2 separate regions of the Homo sapiens genome follow, and region 1 is linked to region 2. Evidence: chromatin contacts called from ENCODE Hi-C or POLR2A ChIA-PET data. All regions are on one chromosome and are shown on one strand. Each heading gives the region's core, a stretch centred on a gene start or an enhancer-like site at or near the end of the contact. The rest is flanking DNA. Distances are from core to core; before and after follow the strand shown.

Region 1 (6,653 bases), core at 778-3,277, 34 kb after region 2:
ATGCTTTTAGAAATATGGACAGCAAAGGTCAGGCTGATAAGGTCTCAGATAGACATGAGGAACCAACTGGAAACTAGAGCAAAGGTTCCCCATGCTACACCTTAGCGAAGAACTTGGCTGTATTTTGTCCATACCCTGGGGCTTTGTGGAAGGCCAAACTTAAGAGTGATGACCTAGGGTATTTGGTAGAAGAAATTTCTAAGCAGTAAAGCATTCATGATGTGGTGTGTCTACTTTTAATAGCTTATGATCACATATAGTAGCAACAGAATGATCTAAGGTGGAATTTATAATTAAAAGAGAAACAGAGAGCAAAAATTTGGAAAATGTGCAGCCTGGCCATGTGGTAGAAAAGGGAAGCGCATTGTCAGGAGAGGAATCCAAGTGTGCTGTGAAACAACCACTTTCTAGGAAGATTAGCATGACTAAAAGGTAACCAGGTGCTAATTAATAGTTAAGACAACAGGAAAAAGGCCCCGAAGCCATTTCAGAAATCTTTGAGGCTGCCCTTAGGTCCAACCTCCCCATGTACTACAAACAACAAATAACGATGGGCCACTTATCAGGCGAAATTCACCTCCGATATTTCTTGTAGGTTCTTTTCTATTTTCCCTAAGTGTCAGCCAGTCTGAGAAATAAAGGGACAGAGTACAAAACAGAGAAATTTTAAAGCTGGGTGTCCAGGGGAGACATCACATGTTGGCAGGTTCCGTGATGCCCCCCAAGCCGCAAAACCAGCAAGTTTTTATTAGTGATTTTCAAAAGGGGATGGAGTGTACGAATAGGGTGTGGGTCACAGAGATCACATGATTCTTCACAAGGTAATAAGATATCAAAAGGCAAATGGAGGCAGGGCGAGATCACAAGACCACAGGACCGGGGTGAAGTTAAAATTGCTAATGAAGTTTCGGGCACGCATTGCCATTGATAACATCTTATCAGGAGACAGGGATTGAGAGCAGACAACTGGTCTGACCAAAATTTATTAGGCAGGAATTTCCTCATCCTAATAAGCCTGGGAGTGCTACAGGAGACCCGGGCTTATTTCATCCCTCTGCTATGACCGTAAAAGACAGCCATCCCCAAAGCAGCCATTTCAGAGGCCTCCCCTCAGGGATGCATTCTTTCTCAGGGATGTTCCTTGCTGAGAAAAAGAATTCAGCAATATTTCTCCCATTTGATTTTTAAAGAAGAGAAATATGGCTCTGTTCTGCCCAGCTCACCAGCAGTCAGAGTTTAAGGTTATCTCTCGTTCCCTGAACATTGCTGTTATCCTGTTCTTTTTTCCAGGTGCCCAGATTTCATATTGTTCAAACACACATGCTCTACAAACAATTTGTGCAGTTAATGCGATCATCACAGGGTCCTAAGGCGACATACATCCTCCTTAGCTTACGAAGATGATGGGATTAAGAGATTAAAGTAAAGTCAGGCATAGGAAATCACAAGGGTATTGATTGGGGAAGTGATAAGTGTCCATGAAATCTTCACAATTTATGTTCAGAGACTGCAGTAAAGACAGGTGTAAGGAATTATAAAAGTATTAATTTGAGGAACTAATAAATGTCCATGAAATCTTCACAATTTATGTTCTTCTGCCATGGCTTCAGCCGGTCCCTCCGTTTGGGGTCCCTGACTTCCCACAACAGCCACTAATGCTCAAAGACACGTGAAACAATTCCTTGGGATCTTGTCTCTTTTTCTCAATGAGCTGCTACTCTATTTTTAGCTCTACCTGGCCTCCAGGTCTTGGTCTTTCAACCTGTGCTCGATCTGGTCACTGGGCATTCAGGAGTGGTGTTTGTGTTGTATCTTTTAGAAATCTACTTTAAATTTTGCTCATAACTTTGACTGTGGCTTGCCCAATGGCTCTCCAGTCCTGTGTTAGCTCCAGTAAAATTCTCAGCAGTGGTTTCTCAGAACTCAGCCAAAACAGTGCCAACATTACTGGCCCCCCAAAATGGAAAGCAGTTGTGTGGAGGGGGAAAATTTTGACTTTGCAAGCAGGAAGTGACTCACAAAGAACAGCTTTCTTTAATCACTCTGTAGGTATCGGGTTAAAATGACTTATTTCCTTGGTATTCCCTCTGGATTAGACTTTCTGGGCTTTTCCTCATTATGGGAGTGGTAAAAAGCTGGAGAACATGGACCTGAGAGGAAGTTCCAAGGGGGTAAAGAGTTCTAAGGTTGTACCAGTTCTGCTGGAGCCTAAGCCTTCAGCCAGATGCTCCAAAGAAAACCCTGTGGCCTAGTCCAGACCACCAAAGGCCAAGGCCCAGTAGTTATAATAAAAGTATTCACTGTATTGATAAATATTCACTCTCAGAAATTGTTTCATGAATCTGCAGTAGTGGTAGTTCTCATGAAGAATTTGAGAGTTTTGAATCCCAGACAATGCAATTTTCAGATACTGATGTTATTTTAAAGTTTGAAGTTTCAATCATTTGATCAATGGATACTTTGTTCAGAAAATCATCTCATTTCCTAAGATTATAAAATCTTATGATTAGAAATTATCTTAAAGGTGTGCTATTGAATGCAGATCCAACCTCTGTTGGCTGCTGCTGCTGCTGCTACTACAACCTAACATTATAAGTGTAGGCTGCCTTATTTAACCTTTCTCTTCAAGATTTCCATATATACACTCCTTGACCTGGTGTGCCAATGCATAGGTGTTCAGTTACACCCCTTGACCTGGTGTGCCAATGCATAGGTGTTCAGTTAGCATTGCATAGGCATGTTATATATCCAAAAAGGAAGACCCAACATAAATTACAAATCTATAAATCCAATTACGACCCAGAGTGGGTATAACAATTTTACATTTAAGATTTTCTACTCATTTTCTGAGTTTCTACAGTCATGCTCCTGCGGAAAATATTCTTTTGTCAGTGCCTTGAAGAAATAACCTAGGATCTGAGTTTATTCACAACCTTCTAATATTTTGCCAGGGGAACAGCCTTCTGGTAATTTGATGAGAGTGTTGTCCATAATTTATTCCATCCTATTCTATTATGTGCTTAGGTTCAAATAACTTTATTGATATCCCTCTTGGTTGAATCTAAGGTACAGTCATAAAATCTAGGTGCCTGGAAAAAATTGAGTAGAAGTAGAAACTATAATCTAGCAATACAACACATTCTGACTGTTGCATACAATTACAACTAATATCAATTGGCCCAATATGCACACAACCATTCCAGAAAGACTCAAGTGTGAAAAGGACAGGTGGCAATCTAATTAGAATATGCGAACAAATTGGCTGGATATTGAATTGTACCTCTTAATGAACAGGGGAAATACAGAAGGAAGTTTAGCTAAATGTTAACATAAGATGAAAATGCTTCAGAGGATTGCAATCAGCCAATGTTCTCACTCAGTCCAATGCCAAATTGGAAGTAAACAGTCAATAACCTTTTTAGTTTCTTTAGGGAATGTTTTCATCAATAGGATTTTTTGGCTAAAACATAGTTTCTAACTTTTTTCTTAAGGCTAGTCTCATTGCTAACTTTATAAAAATAACTTTGTCAAAACCAAACCATACTTCAAAAGAATTCTGCCATATTACCATTAAATGAGGCTATATTTAAATAGCAGTGGTACCAGAACTGTCTATTCATAAAAGGTGCATTTCTACACACCTTTCCTTTACATAAAATCAAATACAAAAGGCCATGGATAAATTTTCTGCCAACTCAGTTGGAGCTAGAACCATTTTATTTTTCCAAATTGCAGTAGTGGCAAGACTGAAAGTCCCTGCCATAAAAGACAAATCATATGGAAACTGAAGACAGAATATTTGGGGCAAACTGGGGGGTTTAACAAGGCTTTTGTGACTGCAGTTAAATTCCTGTGAAGGCCTGGTTTTAATCCCAAATACCAAGTGGACCCCTTCATTTATTTGTCCTAAATTTAATTCAAACAAACATATCCCAAACTAATCCATTATTCCTCCCCCACCTTATTTTGTACAACTCTGATCTTTTGTCTGGTTTCCCCTGGCTCAGTTACAAAGGACTTACAAACTCAAATATATATAAGAATTTAGCATACAAAAGTGGTACTTCCTGTCAGTAAGAAAATATGGGTTATTTAACAAATGGTGAAGAAAAGTAAGATCAGAAAGTAATAAACCATTTGGAGGAAAAAACCCCAAAAATTGGATATTTGCCCCATTTCATAAATTACTTCAAAGACTAAAAAGAATTAAAAAGAAAACATGGGTAATTTTTAAAAATTAACATAGAATGGGAAAAGCCTTTATAAGAGAGACAACTCAAACTATATTTAATTTTTCATGATTAATAGAATGACAACTGGAAAAATTACATCCAGCATATTTAAAATATCAAATAATTATTTTAAATCTAATAATTGCTTAGCATATAAAGAATGTTGACATACAATCCATTAGGAAAAACATAGGCAAACAGCAAGAACAAAGGGTACACACACACTCATACACTGCTATAAATAAATTTTAAACATATAAAAACATACTCAGCTGGGCATGGTGGCTCACACCTGTAATCCCAGCACTTTGAGAGGCCAAGGTGGGTGGATCACCCGAGGTCAGGAGCTCAAGACCAGCCTGGCTAACATGGTGAAACCCTGTCTCTACTAAAAATACAAAAAACTTAGCTGGATGCAGTGGTGTGTGCCTGTAGTCCCAGCCACTTGGGAGGCTGAAGCTAGAGAATCACCTGAACCTGGGAGGTGGAGGTTGCAATGAGCTGAGATCGCACCACTGCACTCCAGCCTAGGCGATGGAGAAAGACTCTGTCTCAAAAAAAAAAAAAAAAAAAAAAAAAAAAAAAGACAAAACAAAAAACATACTCAAACTTCTTTAAAATTACATAAATACAAATTAAAAATGTAAGAAGAGAGTGCTTTTACCTAATAGTCTGCTAATTCAGTCTGATTATAGAGCTTTTGGAAATCAGGGCCACCATATTTCACATGCCACGGAACTCCAGGGGCACCATTCATATAGGATTGCATGTTGTCCAGTATGGGAACCATGAGGAAAACAGGCCCTCTCAAACACTCACTGTTAATGAGATTATCAAAAAACATACATTAATGTTTTAAATACTCTGAACTTAGAACTAGCATTTCACCTTTAGGGAATTGTCTTATAGTCACTGAGTACTGCCTTGCAGGGTATGCACTGTCAGAGAGTCCCATTCCCATAGTCCATGGTATAAATGCCATCTCCCTAGGAATTGGGTAAATGACTGACTTAGCTTCTCACAAATGTGTGCAAAGACATATGTGCAAAGATGTTAATTGCTTCAAATTTAGAATAGGCGAAAAACAGGAGAAAAAATATGTAATCCAGTAGGAAATTTGCTTAAATCATTCATAGTACATACAGAGAATAGCAGAAGATGCAGCCATTAAAAGAATGAAGCAATAGTTCTCAATAGGTGCTAATTTGGAGAGATCTCTAAGCTATATTTTTAAGGAAAAAGCAAAGTTCAGAGCAGTGCAAATTATGCTCTTATTTGTATTTTTTGGAGTATGTGTGTGTGCATGTTAAAGATAGCTAAACTTTTAAAAAGCAGATAACTTTTTCAGAAAAATGGCACAAAGGAATTTATTAATGATGAATGCCATTAAAAAGCTGAGTCAGAAACGGGACTGCTTAGTTGTCAATGTATACATTTTTTACGTTCTCTGAAAATATTATTCAGTTCATGTAGAATAGTTCAACAAAATAAACATTATTTTAAAAATTTAATTTTCAATATTCAAATTAAAAACAACTATGACAGATTAGTAACATTTAAAGATTCTGAGGAAAAAAAATAGCACAGAAAAGGGGAAGTCCCCTGCCACCTCCACTAGAACAAATGCTGGTAACCACAGGTGGGAGACCCATAGATGGTTCACAACACAGGACTCTGTGCAGACAACTTCCAGTACCAGCCTGGAGCCTGGTAGACTTGCTGGGTGGCTAGACCCAGAAGAGAGATAACAATCACTGCAGCTCAGCTTTCAGGAAGCCACATCCCCTAGAAGGGATTGGGGCCCTATCTTCAGCCTCCTCAAACAAAACAATTAGCAGCCAAGAATTTTGTATCCAGTGAAACTAAGCATCATATATGAAGGAAAGATAATCTTTTTCAGACAAACAACTGCTGAGAGAATTCATCACTACCAATCCACCACTACAAGAACTGCTAAAAGGAGCTCTAAATCTTGAAACAAATTCTGGAAACACATCAAAACAGAACCTCTTTAAGGCATAAATCACACAGGACCTATAAAACAAAAATACAATTAAAAAAGCAAAAACAAAAATATACAGGCAACAAATAGCACAATGAATGGAATGGTACCTCACATCTCAATAGTAACATTGAATGTAAATGGCCTAAATGCTATACTTAAAAGATACAGAACTGCAGAATGGATAAGAACTCAGCAACCAACTCTCTGCTGCCTTCAGGAGACTCACGTAACCCCTAAGGACCCACATAAACTTAAAGTAAGGGGCAAAAAAAGGCATTTCATGCAAACGGACCCCAAAAGTAAGCAGGGGTAGCTATTCTTATATCAGACAGAACAAACTTTAAAGCAACAGCAGTTAAAAGAGACAAAGAGGGACAGTATATAATGGTAAAAGGCCTTGTCCAACAGGAAAATAT
Region 2 (6,059 bases), core at 2,127-4,626:
ACACACAGTGAATTAAATGTCCTAGAAAGGAAAACACTAACAAGCTTCCTCATGCTCTGGGTCATATATTCATCACCAGCATGTGACTACTATTGTTCCTTTTGTCTTAGAAGAAAAGTCATGCAGAGGCTGACTAGGCATAAAAGGCAGATTTTATATATATTTACTTAATAGCTCTATGAGTTCCAAAACCGCCTGAATAATTCAATCCACAGGAAAAGGACCATTCCAAAGAACTCCCAACCATGACTTACTAGAGTTAATGATGTTGGTTTCCAGAAAGTTTGTAACTCCTGATATTATATGCATAATAATATATTTGGTGAAGTTAGTTACCCTAAGAAAATCTGCTCTGGGTACTTTTTTTTAGAGCTGTCTGCTTTGTGGTGACTGGACTGAGAGCCAAGAGACTGAAAACCATGTGACTCAGGGCAAATCACTCAACCTCCCGGTTTTGACTGGACTCTAGAAATGAGGAGTTTAGACAAATAACAAGAAAATCACCCTCCTAGCTTACAAAGCACTTTTCTAAATGTTATCGTATGATTTTTAGATGAGTTGTATATCTCCAACATACATAAATGCCACTGAAAATGCTGAAACCAGCTTGGCAATTCTTCAATAGTCTAGAAAAAGCAGGTCAAAGTGTGCAGTAGTTTGAATGTCCCCTCCAAAACTCATGTTGAAATGTAATTGCCATTGTGATGGTATTATGAGGCAGAACCTTTAAGAGGTGATTAGGTCATGAGAGCTTCAACTTTCTGAAAGCATTAGCGCCCTTATCATGAGAGTGGGTTAGTTATCACGGGGGTGGGCTCAGGATAAAAGGATGAACTTGGCTTGATTTCCTCTGTGTTTCGTGTGTTGGCTGTGTGATGCGTTCTGTCATGTTATGACACAGGAAGAAGACCCTCACCAGATGTGACCCTTCAGTCTTGGACTTCCCAGGCTCCAGAACCATGAGACAAATATCTCTGTTTTTTTTTGTTTTGTTTTGTCTTTGTTTTTGTTTTTTTGTAAATTCTCCTCTGTGGTATTCTGTTATAGCAGCACAAACAGACTAAGACAAATTGTGATTCTCATTTTTCCACCATGACCTTCTTTATAACAAAGACATTGCTCAAGAAATAGAGTATTTTAAGGGTTTGAATTTCTTTTTCCAGTGCTCACCTATGCCCACTTCTTACCTAGTCCTCTTCAGATACTTTTTCTAGGTAACTGGCCTCAGTTGTGCCATAGGCCTAAGATTAGAACAAAGCCAAGAAACGCTAACAGGTAACATAAAAAATGCAAGCCTGTGTGCACCAGCATCACTCAACTAAAGCCTGATCTTTAGAACTAGAAAATATCCAGTGAGACATTGTGGCATTCGTGTGTCTTGGGTGTATTCCTCTCCTTCCACTAGTGATGCTCAGTTAAGTTTGTGGGGAGTGTTTTGCCAGACTGAGCTCCTTTCTTTCCCAGGCATCTGTGCTAATCCTGGTGGAGTCCTTGTGCTGAAAACCTCAGACTCTGGTCTTTGTTTTCAGAATTCCTATGCAGAGGAAATTCTCTGTTTCTGACTGTGTGTGCACAAGGGCACAGTTTTGTGGATTACAGTGTGTATTTGCAGGGGCAAGGTTTTGCAGTGTATGTATTTGTACCATGGTAAAGCAGTGGATGGAATGTGGAAGGGTTAGGACACATTTTCTTGAGGTCTTTCCAAGTTGCTAAATGTTTTCTGTAAAGCTCAAGAGTACAATCAGGCTTGGATTTCCTCTTCTGACATTCTCAGCTGGTGGCATTTGTACCTCTGGGAGTGCACTGGAGCGACTGGAACTGAATGGTTGGCATAAAAAACTTCTGGGACAATGGGTAAAGAAAGATGCATGATCTGTCTGCCCAGTAGCTGAGAGTTTGGTGTGAAAAGAAAACAAAATCAACTTCCAACTCAGTTTCTTGCCCAGTTACATTCTGCTAGTCAATCAAGTCATCCAATCACAAATGCTTAGGAATTTTAATGTGATTCTGGTGGTTTGGAAATTAAGTACACAGGCCAAACATCAGAAGGCTTGGTGGGATGCTCAGGCCTAGGTAAAAACAAGAATTAAACTAGAAAAACATTAATTGTTATAGTATCTCTTCCTGATGGGTTAGTTTATCTTATATGCCCTGAAAAAGAAAAAATGTTGCATTTGAGTAAGAAAATAAACTGAAGTGCCCATGTGTCTGACAAACATCTATTTTTAGGACATTTTTGAGGTCTTAAAAAAGAATGTTAGTAGCATGGAAAGATTTTTCAAGAACAACATTTAAGTTGACATAATTATATTGGTTTGGTAGACTATTACTTTAGGGTAATGGTTTCCTAATTTGTTAGGACCCAAGCAACACTCATCTGTTTCAACCAAAGTAGCTACCCTTTCGTTTTCTTAGTGCCTTCTGATTTTGAGGTTCTCTGTGTGATTTCATTTGAAGAAAAGTTTCCACTGCAAAAGAACTGGAAGAGCATTGGTTAGGTCATTTCTGAGAATCCTTATAGCTTCTCTAGCTGATATAATGGAATGAAAAGGGAGATAAATTATAGAGAAAACAGTGTGACAGACACTGCTAATTTTCTACCTAAATCCTCCTCCTCCCACTATTCTACCCTGATTTTTCCTTACTTGCTGAACCCCAACTTTGTTCTAATACTGGGAGCTACCATGAGTTCAGGGATGGAGACCATCTTTGACCCAAAAGTGAACCTCTATTGATCTGTATCAATCAGAGTAGTCTTAATTGCTGGCCAGTCATTGTCTCAGGCATGGACGTGTGCTCTAACTCTGAGCTATGTGGAACTAAGATCTCCTCGAAGCATCTGAAGAAGACTTTTCTAGACAGAGAAAATCCTTTCAAGGTAAAATCTGTTTTCTATGCTGGATTTCTGAACTAGGGTTAGCCACATAACTTGCAGGCCCAAGTGAAAACTTAAAATGTGAAGATCCTTATTCAAGAAGCAGAATCAAACATTTTCCTTTTATCAATGATCTCTCCTTCTTGACTTGTCATGGTGGTTTTTATTTGTGCTTTGGGTTTGGGGTACCCTCACAGACACCTAGAGCCTCGTCCTGCAACTCAGCATGTACAGCACACATTATTCTGACCCCGATCCCCTGCACTTATACTCCAACCTCTGCTGGAGGCAGAGGTGGGCAGCAGCTGTTGGGCAGTGGCTGGGAGCAAGTGGCCTAGAACTTGTCTCAGCAAGGAGGTCAGGAAGGACTGCCCATGAGTTGGGGCTCTGAACCCTTGGTACATGCTTCTTTGTTCCATCATACTTCACTTACAAAGCACACATTCTAAATAGAATTACTAAGAATTTCAATACAGTGACCACAGAGCATTAGCACCCAAGCAGGACCTGCTGAACCTGGGGCCCTATAGGAGAGCACTGATGGCCCACCCCTGATTGTGGCCCTGGTCTTCATGTCTGCATCAGCCTCAGCCATCTCAAGACCACAACAGGAACATAGCCAAGTCAGAGAAGGAAGACCAAAAGCACCAGGGCCCTTCATATTATTAAGCTGCTAAATTAACTAATCTTGGAAACTTCTAGACTCTACAATTCTTGTTGTATGAGGTAATAAACCCCTCGTTTTATAGGTCATTTTGGGGGGTTCTTTTATTAATCACAACTAAAGCATTTTAACTGATAGGAAAGACCACATATTGGTGAAAAAGGTCTACAGAGGGACCAGCAGGAGATGGTAAAGCTAAAGGAGTTTTGCTCTAATGTTCAAATCCATGTCACCTGCCCTAGAGAATGCTGTTCCTGCTTTTCCCTAGCCACTGTGCTGGGCATGAGAGGCCCCCTGTCCTCCTTGGGCCCAGAGAACAGAAAATGTCTTCACTTATACTCTACTCCCTCACATTCCTCCACTCTTGGAAGGTTTAACAAGTTCAAGAGAGAAGATATTGGCCAAATACAACACAGAGGCTAAACACAACACCTATGTTGATTGTTTGGTGCATAAGAATTGAGATGATGGAAAGAGGTCACTGTGAGCTTCAGGAATAGCTTGAGGCTAACTGATAAAACAGGTGAGATTTGTTTTGGGCCCTCCTACCTCCCTCATAATATATTCTTCTATCCTTCAGAAATCATCTACTACATAAAATTCTGGTTTCATACTTGGCCATTCCTGCTTAACGGAGCTAACAAAGAAATTTAAGGTACTATCTTACATAAAGGGTTGGCTGCCCAGTGCCTCAATTTCCTTCAAATGTTTGTGATTTCATGATTCTTCACTGCTTTATTCCTGCCCTTCCTACCTAGAAATCCTGGGAGCATGGATTTTGGGGACCTTGAGAAGTTCTAAATTTATAAAAGTCTACTCAAATTTATGGGACTAAAGGAAGACTAATAACGTCCTCTGGAAAAAGTACCTTCAGAGAAAAGTCATATGAAGAAAGGCCCTTGAAGAATGTGGGTTTGGTCACATATGTATAGGGAAGCCTTTGGTCCTAAGAGGCCGGTAGTTTTGCACACGTGAAGCTGTCTCCCTCTGGTTGAGGAATGGAATATGATCCTTAGAAGCATCTTTATCCACATTTTAAAAATGGTTAGGCACTAAGCATGCTTCCCAGATACTTCTAGAGATTAGCACAGGTGTCTATAAATTATGGTTCTTTATTCTTATAGGTTGTACTAGGTTGAAAAATATCCCCACAAAACTTATGTCATCCCATAACCTCAGAGTGTGAGCTTATTTAGAAATAAGTGTAATTAGTTAATATATAGTCATACTGGATTCAGTTGGGCCTTAAATCCAATGGCTGGTGCCCTTATGGGAAGACAGATGAAGACACACAGAAAGGAAGGTCACTTAAAGACAGAGACAGAGATTGAGTTCTGTTGCCACAAGCCAAGGAACACCAAGAGCCACCAGCAGTTGGAAGAGGCAAGAAGGGATCTTCCCTTGAAGTTTCAGAGACAGCATGGCTCTGCCAACATCTTCATTTTGGACTTCTAGCCTCTAGAACTATGAGAGAATACATTTCTGCTATTTTAAACCACCCAGTTTGTGGCAATTTGTTACAGCGGTCCTGGGAATAATACACAGGTGAAAAATAGAAGTAGACCCCTCATGGGGCACATTGACCATCATGGACTAAGAAGGCTTGAGAGCTGGCCACTGACTGGGCCCTCCGTTTCACAAGAGGACATGGAGGAGGTATTTCTTCAACACAATGCCTGCTCACTGTTGTGCATCAGAAGTTGTGTTTACCTTTCCATCTCACATGAGCCCATGAGGTAAGAAATATTGAATTGGATGCTGTCTCAAAGGTCAGCATGCCTGTCTGTCTGTGTGCAATTCACACTCCTCTGGGTTTCTCTCACTCCTACCTTTTCATCAAAAACCTTCTACCAAAGTCTGATCACAAGGTCTTCCTGTTTGAACTGGTGAGTTTTTCTGAGTGGCATCAGACAAAAAGGCTGAAAGCTGTTGGAAGCTTCCTCCATAGTAGATTAGCAGCACATGGGTGAACCAAGCTCATACATTATTCAGAAAGGAAAAATGTGGGCTTTGACTGAACTTTGAAGGAATCAGCAGCTATTCCAGAGGAGAGTGCCCTATTGTTCTGCCTCACAGAACAAAAAGAGCAAGTGGCATTCCTTACAGCATAGCTAATGGAGTACACGCAGACACTATGATGAACTGACCAGTGGACATCTTTCATGAGCTCCGAAATCCTGTGCAGAATGACCTATTGCTGATCAGAGAGAAGATGTTCACACTTTTTTTTTTTAAATTTATGTAGCGTTATAACTCATTGCTATCCAGAGGAGGAGGTTTCTGGAAGATAAAATGCTGCCATCTGTGGAGCATGTATTTATCAACAGTACCAAAGTCCCCTTGGAAGGGTTACCAGGAAGATTAGGTTGACCTTTCAATCACTGTCTGGCAGGTCTTTCCCAAAAACATGGGAAGCATTTCCTGTGTCATGAAGCAAGAAAATAAATTTTTTAAAATTTCAATTTTTAAAAAAATAAAATCCATACTACACATGTTTCTTTGATACCAGAAAAAGATTTT

What was found. Hi-C counts contacts between places; a loop is a spot of excess contacts on that map. ChIA-PET counts read pairs that join two places held with the same protein, here RNA polymerase II (POLR2A). Pooled maps may share reads with other maps.
Region 1: a loop to region 2 is called in a map of mammary epithelial cell, with 2.3 times the contacts of the local background. The contact joins the enhancer-like site here to the promoter of LINC02612 in region 2. A Hi-C loop is called at or near these places in 4 of 168 maps with a recorded cell type or tissue (IMR-90, aorta, endothelial cell of umbilical vein and 1 more) and 1 of 50 pooled maps. POLR2A ChIA-PET finds 5 or more read pairs at or near these places in 2 of 52 experiments (T-cell and activated B cell).

The regions. Positions count from the first base shown.
Region 1 is chr2:150,661,309-150,667,961 of GRCh38, forward strand. No RefSeq gene overlaps it. Among named protein-coding and RNA genes, the nearest start is that of LINC02612, 36 kb to the left of the region's middle. RefSeq lists an enhancer at 1,577-2,776. Within about 2 kb of position 2,028, at least 3 of the 41 ENCODE cell types and tissues checked have a DNase peak (open chromatin) inside an H3K27ac peak, as active enhancers do; they include mammary epithelial cell, where a contact is called at or near this core.
Region 2 is chr2:150,625,521-150,631,579 of GRCh38, forward strand. LINC02612 (long intergenic non-protein coding RNA 2612) reads left to right here and starts at 3,377. Exons shown (of 4, transcript NR_110247.1): 1 at 3,377-3,601.